Linked DNA regions of Homo sapiens: region 2 is linked to region 1. The links are chromatin contacts, found by Hi-C or POLR2A ChIA-PET in ENCODE. All regions are on one chromosome and are shown on one strand. The core of a region is the stretch at or near the end of the contact, and the rest is flanking DNA. Distances in the headings are between cores, read along the strand shown.

The links. Hi-C counts contacts between places; a loop is a spot of excess contacts on that map. ChIA-PET counts read pairs that join two places held with the same protein, here RNA polymerase II (POLR2A). Pooled maps may share reads with other maps.
Region 2: a pooled map shows a loop between it and region 1 (2.3-fold over the local background). The contact joins two enhancer-like sites. A Hi-C loop is called at or near these places in 10 of 168 maps with a recorded cell type or tissue (IMR-90, Right ventricle myocardium inferior, aorta and 5 more) and 8 of 50 pooled maps. POLR2A ChIA-PET finds 5 or more read pairs at or near these places in 1 of 52 experiments (endothelial cell of umbilical vein).

Annotation. Positions count from the first base shown.
Region 1 is chr3:124,811,618-124,814,317 of GRCh38, reverse strand. The region is part of intron 8 of ITGB5 (integrin subunit beta 5); the gene reads left to right. Among named protein-coding and RNA genes, the nearest start is that of ITGB5, 74 kb to the left of the region's middle. RefSeq lists an enhancer at 1,256-1,860. Within about 2 kb of position 1,342, at least 20 of the 41 ENCODE cell types and tissues checked have a DNase peak (open chromatin) inside an H3K27ac peak, as active enhancers do.
Region 2 is chr3:124,760,173-124,762,872 of GRCh38, reverse strand. ITGB5 (integrin subunit beta 5) reads left to right here. Exons shown (of 15, transcript NM_002213.5): 15 at 1-925. Among named protein-coding and RNA genes, the nearest start is that of MIR544B, 29 kb to the right of the region's middle. RefSeq lists enhancers at 1,297-1,591, 2,128-2,700. Within about 2 kb of position 1,437, at least 4 of the 41 ENCODE cell types and tissues checked have a DNase peak (open chromatin) inside an H3K27ac peak, as active enhancers do.

The DNA of each region.
Region 1 (2,700 bases), core at 93-2,592:
TTGATAATTCCCTTCTTCCACCCCTCCCTTCAGGTGAAATTTAAAATATATATATTAAATATAGAAATGTAAAACTGCAAGATATTTGAAGCAAGTTCAGTTGGTCAAAGCCATGTCAGGGGTATGTTGGTTTCCTGTGTTGATTAGAACCTGTGATACTGTGGTACGATAAGATATATATATAGGTCTCTGCCCCTAGTTCCTAATATAAAGCCCCTAAAACCTTTATAGATAAGGACACTAGGAGAATCTTTTGTTATTATATTTGGTCTTTAACGCTGGTTCCCGACACAGAGTTTCCAAGACCATTGTAGTTTCCTGGGTAATAGGAACATCTTTTGTTCTAATGAGGTGACTCTTGGGGGGTGCTCCTGGACAGCCTCAGGATGGTGGCTGGTTGCCAGGGGAACCAGCCATGTGATTAGAGGGTTGGAACTTTCAGCCCCACTCCATGACCTCTGGGGAGGTAGAGAGGGGCTGAAGGTTGAGTGGATCACCAGTAGCCAGAGATGTGACCAGTCATGCCCATGTAACAATGCCTCCATGAAAACCCAGAAGGCCTGGATTTGGAGGGCCTTGGGAAAGCTGTGGGACAGGTTCCTGGAGAGTGGCACCAGAGAGGACAGGGAAGTTCTGCACCCTCCTCACACACCTTGCCCTGTTTCTCTTCATCTAGCTGTTCATCTGCAGCCTTTATCTCTTATTCATATGTGGGTAAGTGTAAACAAACTGTGTCCCTGAGTTCTGTGAGCCATTCTAGCAAATTGATGAAAGAAGGAGAGGGGTCATGGGAATTTGAATTTATAGCCGATCAGTTGGAAGTATAGATGACAACCTAGTACTTGTGATTGGCATCTGCGGTGGGGGCAGTCTTGTGGGCTGAGCCCTTCACCTGTGGGACCTGACACTATGTCCAGGTAGATAGTGTCAGAATTGTGCTGAATTAGAAGATAACCAACCAGTGTCCAGTAGAGAATTGCATGGTGTGTGGGGGAAAAATCCTCACATCTGGTGTCAGAAGTGTTGTGTTGAGTGGTGTGTGAGAGTAGAGTAGGAAAAACAGTTTGGGTTTTTCCTTCCAAGTACTCATCTTACTTGCTCCTGTCCTGGCCAACGGGAAAGGCTGGGCTGGGCTTCAAGCTCCTTGCACTTGGACTTTTCCCAACTTTGAGCCCCAGCACGGGCCCCTGGTCCATGTGGGGTGTGCCGGGGCAGCAGGAGAGGTTTTCGTCAGCTCTGCTCTCCTTTCACCTGCTCCGCATCCGGCCAGAGTCCAGTCACAGCTCTCTCCAGACCGCTTGTGTTTTTGTCACCTCACCGTCCGAGTGGTTTGTGTTGGATTTCATGAGTCATGCAACACATGACTAAGTGTGGGTGTTGGCTTTTACCTCCCCTAGAGTGCTGGCAGACCATCTGTGGGGACATTCTGAGCAGATTTGGGTTGGAACATATGTAACAGATGCAATGGCTGTGGTATTTGGCCAGGCTGAGGAGGGAGCAAAATGGAAAGGGTATGTTTAATTTCATGTCTTGTAGAATCAAGTCTGGTGTACACATCTCTCCGAGTGTGAAATCAAGTTGGATTTATACATTTTTTCTTGCTGTGCCAAATTCTTCACTGTGAGAAATCACCAAGTCTTCCCAAGGGAGTTTGGCAATGTGGTGCTTTGCTCTGTAATAAGTGCTGGTGAGAGAATCCCCTCCTGAGCTCAGCCGTGGAGCCCTGGGTCCACACGTGCAGAGGGGGCTGGCCTCATGTTGCACCCAGAAAGGCCTCTTTTCAGTGTGGGAGCGAACAGAATGAGTTGGAAAGCACTGGAGCTGCATGTGGAGGGTGACTTCAGAAGCTGTGGTGTATTTTTCTCTAGCAGAGCACATGTTTCTCTTTTTGTTGTTGCCATAAAGTCTGCTCCCACCCACTCCACAGCTGGCCCGACTTAAAGCAATTGCAGATGTGACCTAACCTGACCGAGTATTTAATAGCCTTTACACTTCTGACATTCCCAACATCATCTTGTTTCCTACTGGAGAACTAAGGAGTGCACCTTGAGGGGCGAATCTGGTAGGAGTTAATGGAATTTTAGGAGTCACACATAAAAGTCTTCATGTGTAAGAACTGCACTTTGACTCCATCCATTCACTTATTCAACAGATATATACCAACAGCCTAATGTGTGACAGGGATCATGCTGCACCTTGGAAATAAAATAGTGAGCAAAACACAGTCCTGCCCTCCAGCACTCATAGTTTTGGGGGCAGAGACCCTTACAACCACGATACAACCTGATGATCTCTTTCCAAAGTCACAGAGCCAAATTCCTTTTTATTTTTTTATTTTTGTTTTTTACCTTATCTGTGGACAGAGAGCCAATTTCCAAAGAAAGAAGTGCATATCAGGTGTGGGGATTAGAAAGAGCCCTGGGGTGGGTCAAGAAAGCCTGCACCCGGTCCTGTGCAGCAGAGTGGTCCCAGGCCACCTTTTCCTTGCCCTGACCTCCAGCTTCCATACATGAGAGGTTTGGGCTGCATCATCTCCACGGTTCCTGCTGCCTGAAATGTCTTAAGAGTTTCTGATTCCAGAGACTCTGTGGGTAGCAGGAATAATACAAACTTTATATCAGAACATGGGGCTTATGGCCTGAGTAGAACATAAGAGTCCATTTCCATCTAATTCTTAGTTGCTGACTCACAGAGTAGGAG
Region 2 (2,700 bases), core at 188-2,687, 52 kb after region 1:
CCTCAGGGATGGGACACAGGCTGGTCTGATACTCCAGACTGCAGCTTGTCAAGTAAGCATGAGGTGCTCGGGGCAGTGAGGGCTGTGCAAGGGGGAACACTGAGCAGATACCTTTGGCCCCTTCCAGCTTTTACTGACAGAGAGTTCCAGGCTAGACACCATAAAAACCACCCCTTGTTCTGAGGGGCTGAGGCTGGAAATAGATTGTACAGACAAGCAAGGGTTGAGTGGTGGTTCCCACACGAAGTCATCTCTTAATCATCATTAGCAATAGCAGTTCCCTTCCAAGGCCTCCCCTCACTCCCGAAACACTTACGTCCCATGCAGGCCCAATGCAAAAAAACACATTTGAGCTTTTTTCCCGCAGGGCCATGAAGTCCCCTTAAGTTCCCATATCTAAGATGGTTGACTGACCCTCTCCCCTTATGTACAGAAGAGGAAACTGATTCTCAGAGAGGGGAAGTGGCTTGCCCGAGTGTTTGTTAGGAGGTTACTGAATGACAAACTGTTCCTAAGACCCCATCTCATGCTGGCCAGAGGGCCAGCCTCCTCATTCCTGCTTGCTCTTAGAAAATCTTTCACTGATCATTTTTTGTCACTGGAATAACTTCAAGGTTATTATGCTTTCATTCCAAATGGATCTGTCCTCAGCTCTGGACCCAATTCCCCTTACTTCATTTTGGCAAACACTAAGTCAAATAGTGAAATGCCTGTCACTACATAGAACCTATTACCTGGGGCAAATACGAACAGATTGAGTTTCCTTCATCTTGTGTAAATATGATGAAACAGAGACCTGGTAACTTGGTGACACTGTTAAACCCTTTTTGGGATAAAGCCAAATGTAAATGAAAACATTAAACAGATAAATTGTGGTGTTGAGACTTTTCTGAATTGAGAAAAATAAATGTAATTTTGGAAGAAACTTTGGGTTTCTCTCATGTTTAATTTTGGGTTTCCTGGAGACAAATCATTAACTGGCTCAGAATCTCATTTTCTCTAAGGGCACGACATTCTTTTTTTTTTTTTTTAAGAGAGGATCTCACTGGGTCACTCAGGCTGGAGTGCAGAGGTGCAATCTCAGTTCTCTGCAGCCTCAATCTCCTGGTCTCCCGTGATCCTCCCAACTCAGCCTCCTAAGTAGCTGGGACTACAGGTGTGCACCATCACACCCAGATAATACTTTATTTTTTGCAGAGACAAGGTCTCACTATGTTGCCCAGGCTGGTTGGTCTACAACTCCCAAGCTCAAGCGATCCTCCCACCTTGGCCTCCCAAAGTGTTAGGATTACATACGTCAGCCACCGCGCCTGGCCTGGGCACAACATTCTTGAGCCACAGATAGCAAAGGAGGATTTGTTCTAGTTCCACTTGACGTGGAAAGTGAGGGTGTTTTCGTCTGACGCCGAGGGATGTTACGGAACCAGTGCTCACGGTGCCTTGCTGCCCCCTGCTGGAAGCTCTTGGCATGAGCTGTTTGGAGATCTGACTCCCGAGATTCCGACCCAATGTATAATTTTAAAGGTTATCCAGCGAGCTGCAAGTGACCACAAAGATAATCTATTCCAAACGCTTCATTTCACAACCCACCCCCAGATGGGTCATTTTGTAATTTTAAGATATTTTTATCAAAATGGGCCTTTGGCCGAGCATGGTGTCTCACGCCTGTAATCTCAACACTTTGGGAGACCAAGGTGGGAGGATTGCCAAAGCCCAGGAGTTCGAGACCAGCCTGGGCAACACAATGAGACCCTGGCTCTACAAAAAAGAAAAAAAAAAAACCAGGGAATTCTCATTCAGCTTGATTGACTAGTACTTTATTAAACTAACCAATCGCTACCTCTTCCAGGGAAGAAATGTGATTTTTAAATTTGTTTAATTAGGATCAAAGCTTGAGGTGATTATCATGAAACTCTTGGGATGAATTTCAGGTAAGAGCAAACAGATGGGGAAAAACGGGCAGGGAGGACAGAAGGTCCTTCTCTGCTGGAGTATGCCCTTTAGCTCCTCCCTCTCCCTGGAGGACATCCAATACCATGGTTCCTACTTGCTTCTGAGGACATCCTTGTATACTCAGCTGTTATGGAATGGATTGTGTCCCTGCAAAAATGCATTTGTTGTAAGCCCTAAAGCCCCAAAGTGATAGCATTTGGAGATGATGGAGCCTTTAAAGAATGAATTGCGATTAAATGAGGTCATAGGGTGGCACCCTAACTCAATGCAGCTGGTGTCTTTATAAGACCAGGTAGAGACCCCAGGGCTGCAGAGAGGAAAAGCTGTGTGAAGACACAGTGAGAAGGTGGCTGCCTGCAAGCCAACAGGAGAGGCCTTAGGGGAAACCATTTTTGCTGACACTTGATCAACTTCCACAGCCTCCAAAACTATGAGAAAGTTAGTTGTTGAAACCACCCAGTCTGTGATATTTTGTTACGGCAGCCTGAGCAGACTAATACAGCTAGTAACAAGCTTTGAGACTGGCAGAGAGGAGGCGGGGAGAAGTAAAAGACGCAAAGGCAGTGACAGTGACAGTGCTGGGATGAGGCTCCGGAAGAGGTGTTGCGCCTGTGGGGTGTGAGGTGCCTGAGGAAGCTGGGGGTTTGTCCAGTGGGCACTGGAAATGCAGACAGGGCATGGCATGTGAACATGCCTGGAGCTGGGTCACTGCCTGCATGGAGGCTGTGAGCACTCAGACAGCTGTGG